Regions from separate parts of the Mus musculus genome. Here region 2 is linked to region 1. Evidence: chromatin contacts called from ENCODE Hi-C or POLR2A ChIA-PET data. All regions are on one chromosome and are shown on one strand. The core of a region is the stretch at or near the end of the contact, and the rest is flanking DNA. Distances in the headings are between cores, read along the strand shown. Region 1 holds the start of Cd274 (CD274 antigen). Region 2 overlaps Pdcd1lg2 (programmed cell death 1 ligand 2).

Region 1 (6,070 bases), core at 2,045-4,544:
CCACCATGTGGTTGGTGCAGTTTGAACTCAGTACCTCCGGAAGAGCAGCCAGTGCTCTTAACTGCTGAGCCATCTCTTTAGCCCACATTTATACTTTTTTTAAAGGGAAAGAGATAGAAAAGGAGAGATGAAATAGCAAATTTTTTCTTCATTTTTTTGTGTGTGTGTCCAATTTTCAAATGAGTGAATAATCATTTTACTTATTAGGAAAAATAAATCATTACACCTATCGAATTTCTTGTGAGGGACCCTGAAACGGAGCTCAGACGTTGTCACTGAGGTAGAGTGACCATTTCAGTTTATTTTTATGGTTGGATATTGTTGGTGTTGTTATAAAAACGAATGTAGGCACATTACACACATTCTCCTCTAGGGACCGTTTGGTAATATTGGCTAACATATTTATTTGGTTGCCAAAGCTTGCTTGGGACGAAGGAGAGCTGTTACTGATGTGATGAAATAGAGGCCCGAGATGCTGCCAAGACCCTGCCCTGCCGCCTTCCCCCCCTCCCGCCCCCCGCCCCGCCCCAAGGTGACAGACACTGAGATGGCCTACAGCACCACCAGTGCCAAGCTGGAGAAACGGTGACCACTCTCAGCATGTCTGTCAATAGTTTCTGTTCAGCCATTTTCCTCTACACTTTTAAAGATTGATTTATTTTATGTGTAAGAGTGTTTTGTCTGGGACTGGAGGGATGGCTCAGAGGTTAAGAGCACTGGCTGCTCTTACCAAAGTCCTGAGTTTAATTCCTAGCAACCATATGGTAGCTTACAACCAACCACCTATGAGACCTGGTGCTCTCCTCTGCCCTTCAGGTGTACACGCAGGCAGAACCCCATATAAATAATATAGAAAGAAATCTGTTTTGGGGTTTTGTTTTTGTTTTTTAAGAATGTTTTGCCTGCTTGTACATCTGCTTGCCATATGTGTGCCTAGTACCTCTGAGGTATCTCTCCAGCCCCCGTTGTCTCACACATGTAATAGCCATTTTTAAAATGTAAGATTATGGCATAATTTCCCCAAGTCTTGTATTTAACAGGCCCCTAACACGGAGCGCCTTTGCTGTTATGTGTTGTCCCTTTTTTCAGAGTCACAAATATGTGTGTGCTTGGCCAATGTTTGGGCGAGTACCAGTTGTGTACCAGGTCCAAGTTTAGGCTTGAATTATAGATTTCCCTAAGGAGATCTGCGGATCTAGGGAGAAAGACTATGGCAACTGATACCACTACATCTTTGTGCAGCACAAACATTACTTTTTAGATCCCCCCATTCAATTCTTGAAAAATGCAACTTGATTTGTTTAAATAAATATTTAGCTCTCAATAATTACCTGATTACTTATTTTGACTGTTAAGGTCATAGCCTTCTTGCTGATTATTATGAATCATTGATGTTAGAAAAGGGCAGATGCAACAGCATCTGAGAGACTGGGGGAAGAGGCTAGCCTGGGCTACATAGTGAGACTCTGTCTCAAACAACAACAAGAGCATGAAAATAAAAACAAACAACAACAACAAAACAAAAAATAAACAAACCAAACCAAACCAAGGACATTTACAAAAAGAGCAAAATCAAATGACTCATTATTAATCATATCTCTCCAGTTCATCTGCCCAAGCAGATGAGGCAGGATGACATCCAGGCCTGTGAGGACACAGTGACTGTTGCAATGAGGCCCTGGGAGAAATGGCCAAGCCGAGTACTAGACAGTCACAATGAGGTACATGATATCCACTGAAGACTGTACCTAATTTTTCCTACGTTGATGGCAGACTCAGTTGGAACAGTTATCTATTGCTTATGAGTCTGCTTTAAAGCTTAGTATAAAGTCTGAAAGGTGATGGGTTGGGTCTGATAGTCACCTTCTTCAGTATCATATCCTCCCCTCCCTGGCTCTCAGGGTGCAGGTGTGAGCAGTAGATCAAAAGGGGAAATTCAGGGACCATGTAAATCAGCATGGCCTTTGACCTCTAAACCTGCACCTCTTACATGGGCTAAGAGTCCAGGGTCACCTTCTCCCTCCCTCCGGCAAGAAACTGTAACCTTTCACAAATTCCCAGACAAGAGCTGAGAGCCTTTCACAGAACAGAGTTTAAAGTAAAGAAGTGACGCTCATTCAAGATGGGGAAATAGGTTTGTCCCAGGGGAAGTCCAGATGAAGATCTTGGAACGCCACTTCTTTATCTTCCCATGGGGGGGGGGGGCACGGGGGGGGATGGGGGGGGGAAGAGTGCCTGGGGCGGGGAGGGGAAGCAGATGCAAACTTCCTTTCTCAAAAGAGTGAAAATTTACCCAGTTTTCAAATTCTATCAAATGATCCTGAACCCTGTGCTCAAATCCATCCCTTCTCCATCCCTCCTTAGAGCAGCATATAACCACTATCATGTCTTCCTATCTATGATGCTCAGCTGGGAAAGGTGAATATTTTCCCTGTATAAAGTTCTCCTTAAACACCGCTTGGTCACTATCATCATCAGCTGCGGATACTTTCTGGAATGTATTCTCAGGTTGTTGTTTTTTTTTTTTCTACACAAAGGCCTTTCAGACACTCAAACATAATGAAGTACTTATACATATAAGAGTTTATCTAAATGAAATACCTAGCCATATTCCAGACAGTCACATACACAGATGGTCAGTGGATGACTGAGCTAGTAAGGCACTATTACTAACCTGTGCATTCCTCAGTGGGAGAGTGATGCCCTTTAATAACCCAGCACAATGGAATATAGCAATTAAAAAAAAACTGGCTAAGTAATTCATAGGAAAGCACCTGTAATAATTTATTTTTAAAAAAAGATAGAATATTGTACTTTCACCTCTTATGACAACCCCAACCTAAACTTTAACATAGCCTAGGTCACTGTATCTAAGAACTGTTTGGGACATTTTCTTCCAAAAATCCTTTAGGTTCTCTGGGCAGATAGAATGAAAATCTTAAGCTCCAGCATCCTAGACCTCGACAGAGGAAGGGACCTCCGGAGATGCTTCAAGTGGAAAGACCCAGTCATTGCTAGCAAACAGTCAAGTCGCGCTAGGACCAATTAATTCATCTCTTCTGACCCAGCTACCTACCCACAAGATCCATAAACACACAAAACTGCGGATTCTGAGTTCTTAACTTTCCCAGGAAACCGGTTCCCTTCTCCGTCCTAAAAAGGTCTAGGGATTCTGGCTCTTTAAAGTGCCCTGCAAGCGGATTCCGCGAGAAGATGCTCCCTTACCTGCAGGCGAGGAGACTGGCCCGCGACGTGCAAGTGCAGCCTGGCATGAGGCTTGGGGACCACGATTTCCTGGTCTTATCTCGAGTTCAGAGCCCCGCCCACTCCGCGGAAGCCTTGTCCAACCTCCGCTGTCTGTGAAACCGAAGCCACCCAGTCCCTTTGAGCATGAGTTTATCTCATAGTATTTCCTGCGGATGACTTTAGAGTCAGCTTTGGGATATTCACAGTTTAAGAAAAAACGAAACTAGGCTTCGGTGCGGTGACACACGCCTTAATTCCAGTACTCAGGAGCCAGTGGCAGGTGAGTCTCTGGTCTATAGAGAGAGCTCCAAGACAACCGGGCTGCTACTGAGAGGCTGTCGATAAAAACAAAAACAAACAAACACTATTTAAAAACGAAACTAAAAGTGAAAGTGAAACCTGCATTAGCTTTCTTGTAAATCAGGTTCCCTCAAAGAAACAGTCCAGAGTAAACAACTCAGCTCTATTTTGGGTGGGAGTGGAACCTGAGGTCGGGGGTGGGGGTGGGGGGGAGCGTGTGCTTGGAGATCCACATAGGTTGCCTTCCTCTACAGCTCCCACCTTGATTTTTGAAAGAGGGTCTCTCTTACCTAACCTCGGGCTCGCAGCTGGCCAAACTAGCCGGCCAGCGTGGTCCAGGGATCCCCATCCGCGCCCCTGCTGCCAGGGCTAGGGTCTCAGAAATGGGCCATCACTGCATTTATTATGGGTAATGAGGACCCGAATTTCAAATCTTCAGGCTTGAGCAGTGAGCGCTTTAGAAGCAAAATATCTGAAGTCATAAGATCTCTGACTTAAATTTTATCTTCAGAATCCAGACACTTCAAATTACCATCCGATTCCCCATCTCTTTCAAGCCCTTTCTGGATACGTGGATACGTGACAGTCTTGACATGACTTTACATATAGAGTTATACAACCTATAGAGTTAATATCAAGCAAATGACTCAGTTTTAATTCTAGAAAGTAGGTGTGTCTGTATAATAGGAAATATATTTTTAAATCGTGGATTTGGTGACTTCCTCAAAGTTCCTCGACATAATGAAACCAGTTGTCTTGCCGTTCAAGAACTTCCCATCTCGAACCGTGCCCTTTGTGAACGCTGTGGATCACGGCCAGTCTCGGGATCCAGGTGGGGGAAGTCTATTCTAAATGATGTTGAGAAAGACTTTCTGCGAACTGGAAGTGTGGACTTTTTCCAAGACAAAACCTTGGGAACTCCACAGAGCACTGTCATCTTTAAACATTTCACTGTTGGACTTCAAGGGCCTTCTTCATTCTCTGCTTTCCCCCACTTACTTACTAAAACTACTATTCCAAAGTAGTGCACTGGGTGAATACTGGGGTGTCCGCTGGCTTAGTTGTAATGAGATTTTCACATTCTCAAAGCATCTCCATTTTTAACTTGGAAGTCATTGGGGTTGATGCTGCCTAAAGGATCTATAGAGAATGTGGCACTCTAAACAGCAACAATAAAATTGGAATAAGACCAGAGCCTCAGCTGAGATAGTCCCTCTTCCAAATGTCTTTTGAACCCCAATAATAGAATAAAGCAATTAAAGTTAGAGATAACATTAGTTGGCTGACTGAAAATAAAATATAGACTTTATATGTGGAAATTCAGTCTAAACATATGTGTGTGTATATACACGTGCACAGACAAAACATATTTCTAGTTAATAGGTTTGTGTTTGTTTGTTTGTTTGTTTGTTTTTGGTTTTTCGAGACAGGGTTTCTCTGTGTCCTGGAACTCTGTAGACCAGGCTGGCCTCGAACTCAGAAATCCGCCTGCCTCTGCCTCCCCAGTGCTGGGATTAAAGGTGTGCGCCACCACGCCTGGCCAAGCTTTATGATATGTTAGTATGGTTGTGACTATTCAGATCTGTAAAAAATTCACTTTAGAGACCCACTCCTTAGCTGAGTTCCCTTGGTTCCATAAGGATCTGAGAGGTGAGGATTAAGCCACACCCCCTTAGTAGTCTCTATGATATGTGAATTCCTTCTAAAGCTAGAAGAGGTGAGGTGGTTTGGTTTTGTTTGTTTTGTTAAAGCATTGCTTACAGTCTACATAAATTCTCCACAGAGAAGGCAAGGGGTGACTGAACCTGGTCTCTCTGAAGCTCTCCATGGGAACTGGGGCCTGCTGCTTTCGCTGATTTGCATATGAGTAATCTGAAGAGTCGCCCCACCCCCACTCCTCCACCTGTTTCTACTCCTCCGACATTTATTCTCCCATGAAGTTGTCCATGCCCCCTTAATGAAGTTTTGGTATCCTCCAGAAATAGAAAGTGAGGATGTGACTTTTATACACACACACATACATGTATACATGTATATATGTGTGTGTGTGTGTGTGTGTGTGTGTGTGTGTGTGTGTGTGTGTATAAAATCACCATCTCAAAAATACACATAAGCCAAAATAGCCTAGGCAAGGAGATAAGTATCCCTGAAAATGATATGAGTTTTTGTGATTTGGACAAAATGAATAGAGAAACGGTCAGACAAGAGAAAAACAGCGGCTAGCCAAGACTGAAGAGTGGAACAAATCTCTAATGTCATTTCTAATCTTGCTGTTTCCTGTTCATACCCCACCTGGCCTACTCATTTCAGGGAGATAAACCTCCTTGCTGCTCCCAGTCTGCTTAGCTGACGATGAAGACCAAGCAACCATCTCAAGGGTAAGGCACTACACAAAGTGATTCCGGAGATACCCAACCTGCAGGAGGGACAAACTGCAAAGGCTGAAGGGGAGCAAGCGTGGACAGTTCCTGCAGAGAATATTACTGTGCTGCAGTCTAGACTGAAAGGCTGGCTCTCATCACGT
Region 2 (6,070 bases), core at 1,439-3,938, 52 kb before region 1:
CCCACTTTTTATTCTTTTGGACATATTAAATTGAGGTTAATTTTTATTACTTGTTCTAAGATATACCTCAAAGAAGCTTAGTAGAGTCTGTATGCTGAAAATGTTTACCTCCACGTTATAAAGACTTTTATCAGCTAACTGTTAATTGTCTTACACAATGGATTTCATTGTAACTCTTCAGGTATGTTTATAATGTACTTTGGGTTATGTTTAGTCCATTTACTGGATCTGCCACTTCCCCCATCTCCTCATTGCCCCCTTCCTCATTAGCAATTCTATAAATGGCATTGAATTCTTCCTTATGGCTGACTAATGTTCTATCATCATTCATATATATATATATATATGTATATGCATATATATGTATATATATGTATATGCATATATATGTATATATACATATATGCATATATACATATGTATGTATATATATTCCATTTATCTATCAGTGAGCACCTGGGTCAGCAACATAACTTGCTTACTATAAATGGTAGAGCAATAAGCATGGATATATGAATATTTGGAAGCTGACGTAGACTTCACTGGGTATACTTGGAGGAGGGGAACAGCTGGATCATATGGTGGTGCCAGTTTTAGTTGTTTTATTAAGGAATATCCATGCTGATTTCCATAGTGGCTGTACTAATTTACACTCCCATCAGCAGTGTGCAAGGGTTAATTTTGCCTGCATCTTTGCCAATATCTGTTGTTTTGATGTTTCCTTGACGATAGCCATTTTGATTGGGTGGGTGTCTGTGTTTTATGAGAGCTCTCAGGTCTGCCGGGGTCAGGAGGTGTGGTAGGCCCTGCTCTAGGGGACAGGAGGTATGACTGGCAGGCCCTGCTCTAGCTCAGTGTGGCTCCATCTCCTGTTTCACTTCTGACCTCAGGTTTTCTGCATCCACAGAGTGCTCATGTTTGAAGCCAGCTGGGAAGACACACTGCTGTCAACCCTTCTGTCTTGAGGCTTTATTAGCCAGAGTAAGCTGCACGCCTCAGGCCCGGGAAAGCAGAGCCAGTAAGCCGGTGGAGGGCTTCGCTCTGGAGCCCCGGGGACTTTGTCTGCATTTTTAGAGAGGACGGTGCTTTGGTTAGAGAGTAGACTGCTTTGGAAGGATGAGCTGCAACGCAGCCTTAGGAGGGCACTGTATACATTTGCACTAGGGTGCTGGGCTAGTGGAGGGCGTGATCTGTGGAGGGTTTTAAAGATGTGTTCATTAAATTTATTTTTAAATGTTCAGCAGCTTTATTAAAATGTTGTTAACACACAAAAGCAGGCCGTATAAACTTAATGTAAACTCTTGGCACACTATTCATTCAGTTGGACTGCTTAGTATATGCATAGAGTTGGCTAACCAACACCACTATTTAATTTGGCAAATCTTAATTACCACTAAAAGAAGGAACCATATTCACTCAGAAATAGTCCCATTTCCCCTTCCTTTTTCCAGAATCCTGGCAGGTGTCCATCTGTGTTGGTCAACTGCTTGTGTTGACATTTCATAGAAATGACATTGAGTAGCCCTTGACCTTTTGTGGCTTGCTTCTTGCACTGAGCATGATGTAAGGTTTATCTGTTGTGCAGCACACATCAATACTTTATTCCTTTCATAATGGGAAGATATTGCATTGTATAATAAGCCAAATGTGTTTATTACTTGCTAACATTTTCTCATAAGAACTAAGTCTGTTCTGTTCATATCTGGGTCTCTAATCTGTTTTGAGTTCATTTTTGTGTATGAGCAAGGTTCTTTTGCACATACTCCAATAAATTTATTTTAAAAAACTAAACTGTCCTTTCTCTGTAGAATTATCCCAGCATCCTGGATGATAAACGTGGGGTGTATTCCTGGACTTTGCATCCATGTTGCTCAGGTCTGTGTCTGTTCTCTGCCCCCATCACATAGTGCCGTTTACTGTAGCTTTGTGAAAAGTTTGAAATTAGGAAGTAAGGCCGTCAGCTTTGTTCCTTCTGAAGTCCTCTCTCTCCCCCTCCCTCTGGCCCTTCCTCCTCCTTTCCCTTGAATTTCTCTCTCTTGAGTTTCTGTATGAATTTTAGGGTAGACTTGTCTATTCTGCACAAAAGGAACTGGTGTGCTTTGCTAGGAATTACATTGACTCAGCAGTTCCATAATTATCTCAACAATGTTGTCTTTCAAACTCTAAAAGCAGTCTTTCAGTTTTCTTTTCTTTTTCAGATTCTGAAATATTAAAAAAAATTATTATTATTGGCAACAAAGCCATGTGTAGGAGCAAGTGCCATGGTATGCATCTGGAAGCTAGCTTTATGAAGTTGGTGCTCTCCTTTCATGTTGTGTGAGGTTTAGGAATAGATCTTAGGTCACCAGGCTGGCTCAATAAGAATCTAGACTCACTAGGCTATCTCACCATACCAAGGTTTTAAACTTTTTATTTGCATACTTAAAAGCTTTACATTCTAATAGTTACACATTCTAATAATTAAAATAATTTGAAAAAAAAAGGCACTCTGATTATAGGACACGCTGCAGCCTGCAGGACACAGAGGGTGACCTTGGATTTTACTCCAGGTCTCACCACTTTCCAAATCCAGCTTCTTCGCTCACCAGCAGGACGTTCTTTCTCTTTCCTGCCAGTCAGACCTGTGGATGTGAGAGGCAAGCCGAGCCAGCCAGAACTTTGTTGCCAATTGTTACCGCTGTGAAAGGGAGAACCGAGTCTTTTAAACTTTGTCCAACCCCTTCACATTTTACAAAGCTAAACAGAGTAACCAAGTAAGGTCAGAAGGTGATGTTTGCTGAGCGCTCACTGCCTGTTGGTGGCACTTGCCTCACCATCTGCCCACTCCCGTCTGTTTGCTTGTTTCTTTTGAAGGAAGAGATTCTCTCTTAACATTTCTAGGCTCTTCAGTCTCCACTTACTGAACTACAGGATGTCAGCCACATCCGGTATTTCAGATAAGGTTGAGGAGAGAACCCAGCGAAGTGTGTGAGCAATAAAGCCTGATCTGTTATAGACTAGCCCATTTTCTTAGAGCTATGTTTTTGAAAACAAAACAAAACAACAACAAAAACAAAAAAAAAACAAAAAAACACCTGTAGGACATTGCTGACAGTATAGGTAATTAAAAGGAAATACAGACCTCCTGGGCTTAGGGATGGAGTCATTAGGACACTAGAGGGCTAGGAACATCCATTAGATCTGAAATGCCTGCTAGAGTGCCCAGAGAAGTTCCTCAAGATGTGGAAGGGCAGACAGTATAAAGCTGGAGGTAGAGATTGGACCTGCTTAATGGTCACGTAGGCCACAGCCTGCATGGCATCAGGGATGAGAGATGGGAAGAACAAAGTGGGAAGCAACAGACCTGAGGTACTGATTGCAACATGTCTGGACCATGTAAGTCTTCCTTACAAAATGCATAACTTGAAAAGTTATTGTCTTCACGCACAGTAGTTGGCACTTGCCAACGTTCTCACTTTTGGACAGTGACAGGGTGACAAGAGCCAGAGTTCTAGTGATGAATAGGCTCCTGGGCCACTCACCACTGGCTCAGCTTCCCTTTCTTCTTTAGCCACCCAAGGGGACTTTCCTGGAGCACTGCCTTCTTGGAACACTAAGGGGCAGACTCTGTTCTAAAGGTACTTTCCAGCCTGCAAATGCCTGTCCTACTAGTCTGTGCAATGGGTAAGAATGCACACTCTAAACCCAGACACATAAGCAATCAAAATCTGAGGTTACAAATGTATTAGCCTCTAACACATCAGACAGCTTAGAAAAGCTTTGTGCTTTATTTCCTCTCCTCCTCCTCCTTCTCTTCCTCCTCCTCCTCCTCCTCCTCCTCCTCCTCCTCCTACTCCTCCTCCTCCTCCTCCTACTACTACTCTACTACTACTACTACTACTACTACTACTACTACTACTACTACTACTACTACTACTACTACTACTCTACTACTACTACCACCACCACCACCACATGCCAGAATATTAGGAGTCATTCCATACTTTCCTCCCACCCTCTTGCTTCTACGCCCACTGTGCATCTTAGATGGTCCCTGTCCCTTCTGCTTTCCTGTGGCATCACCATAATTCTGATTCTCATTGCTTCTCATTCTACCCTAGTGCATCTTCCTCACTGCTGGCTCCCCCTTTGTGGCTCCCTCTACACCAGCCTTGTTGAGGCAGAGAGCATCAATCCTGGAACCATTCTTCACTCTTCTCTCACCCTGCGTCTGATTCATCAGCTAGTCCTATAGGCTGTCTCTTCACTGATCTTCAGAGCCTAATCACTTCTCACCACCCCAGAGATTCCGTACCATCTGGGACATTATCATCTCCTGTGGTGATTTCTGCACCTTTCTGATAGTAGGATTCCAAGACCCTACCTAATCTCATTATCTGACATTTGATTCCCAATACAGCAGCCAGGGTAATTATTTTAAAACACAAGTGCTATTGTTTTCAAGTCAAGTTTTTCTTAGGACAGCCTTTAAATGCTTTTCCTGCCCTGGTCTCTCTTACCTCTCGGTCACATAATGACCCATGCCCTTTCCATGAACAGGAACTCATGGTGGTTGCGAAAATCTAATCTCATTTTACTTTGTAAAAATAAATTTTTTTAACTTTATCTCAGTTTCTTTGTAAGTTAACTTTACCTCAGTTTCTTTGTAAGTTTTTAAAGATTAGTATGGCATCATATATGTCTTGTTAAAAGCCTTAAACTCTTTTACATTCATTACAACCCTTTTCTAGTTGCCTTATGTGGTTTCCTGTATCCTGAGTGTATCCTAGTCACCTATAATGATCACTTACAGCTCATTACTGGCATGTAAGGTCTCAGAAGTTTGTTAGATAGATAATAAATGACACGCACAATTTTTTACCCATGAGTCTGGCTCCCCGTTGGATTCCTTTTCTTTTAGATAAAAAGAAACTTGAGAAAGAACTTCCTATAAGTTAAGGCCACAACAGGATGAGCTAGTCACAAAGTAGACAATCATTATCCTAAGACTTACTTAAGACAAAGGCCCACTTGGAAGCAAGAGTTTCCATTGGTGGAGAGTGATTCCTTTTCAATGCTTGCAAGCTTGCCAGCACAGATACCTTAAGCTCCTCCATCATAAACTTGTCTCAAAACTCTTTGCAATGCAAATATGACCTTTGTCCTTGGAGTTCTTAGTGAGAACCAATTTTTTTTCCTCTAAACGAATATGTACTTAGAGCCCTTATAGTTAGGAAAGCAAAAGTCAAGTACAGTGAATAGAAGGAAGAACAGACTGCTTTGTAGCTAGGCAAGCAGGGTCTGGGGAGTCTGGGATGTATGGAGTGATGGGGAGTCTGGGGTGTATGGAGTGATGGGGAGTCTGGAGGATGTATGGAGTGATGGGGAGTCTGGGATGTATGGAGTGATGGAGAGTTTGGGGGTGTATGGAGTGAATATATAGCCAAAATGAATAAATTCATAATTTCAGAGCATCCAGTCCTTCAGCTGCACGAATACTGTTATACACAGACAAGAGAAGTGTTCAGATGACTAGTCCTTCTTTTTAGTATTCTTTCTAAAATCCACATGTTTTTTATAAGTCAGTGACCTACCATCTATTCTTGCTGTGTGTTCATTTTTTCTTAAGTCTATGGTGATTAGGTGGCTACGAGAAATCATCAGGTTCGCTAGCACACTAACACCTGCATGTCTTGGTCAAACCTCACCAAGTGTACAGAAGTGCTTGTGGGTGCTTGGATGATACATTGTAAATGATCAATTATTCTTCACATTGACTGCCATTATCACTTCTGAGGTAACAGACAGTCTTAGGTTTAGAAATTGCATGACTTTATATCTGCCCATCATCTGTGGTGACAGATATTATATTATTACAACAGACAACTTATTAAATTTGTATTCATCTCTATTAATGGGATGGAATACTTAAGTTCAAACTACATCTCAACTGTCCATCCCATAAACACCAAGCTCCTCCAATATACATACTGGCTTTTTTGAGTCTTTCTATCAGACTGTGGAGAACTTGTAAGAGGATCCACTTAGGAAAAGACCCGTGCAAGCTAAAGACATTATAATAAGTTAGAAG

Evidence for each region. Hi-C counts contacts between places; a loop is a spot of excess contacts on that map. ChIA-PET counts read pairs that join two places held with the same protein, here RNA polymerase II (POLR2A).
Region 2: a loop to region 1 is called in a map of v-Abl transformed pro-B cells, with 2.9 times the contacts of the local background. The contact joins the enhancer-like site here to the promoter of Cd274 in region 1. A Hi-C loop is called at or near these places in 4 of 37 maps with a recorded cell type or tissue (CH12.LX, heart and v-Abl transformed pro-B cells). POLR2A ChIA-PET finds 5 or more read pairs at or near these places in 1 of 5 experiments (Patski).

Annotation. Positions count from the first base shown.
Region 1 is chr19:29,364,662-29,370,731 of GRCm38, reverse strand. It overlaps Cd274 (CD274 antigen), which reads right to left and starts at 3,294. Exons shown (of 7, transcript NM_021893.3): 1 at 3,226-3,294. It also overlaps a transcript of Plgrkt not described here.
Region 2 is chr19:29,415,578-29,421,647 of GRCm38, reverse strand. All of the region lies in intron 1 of Pdcd1lg2 (programmed cell death 1 ligand 2), which reads right to left. Among named protein-coding and RNA genes, the nearest start is that of Pdcd1lg2, 7.7 kb to the right of the region's middle. Within about 2 kb of position 2,688, at least 1 of the 3 ENCODE cell types and tissues checked has a DNase peak (open chromatin) inside an H3K27ac peak, as active enhancers do.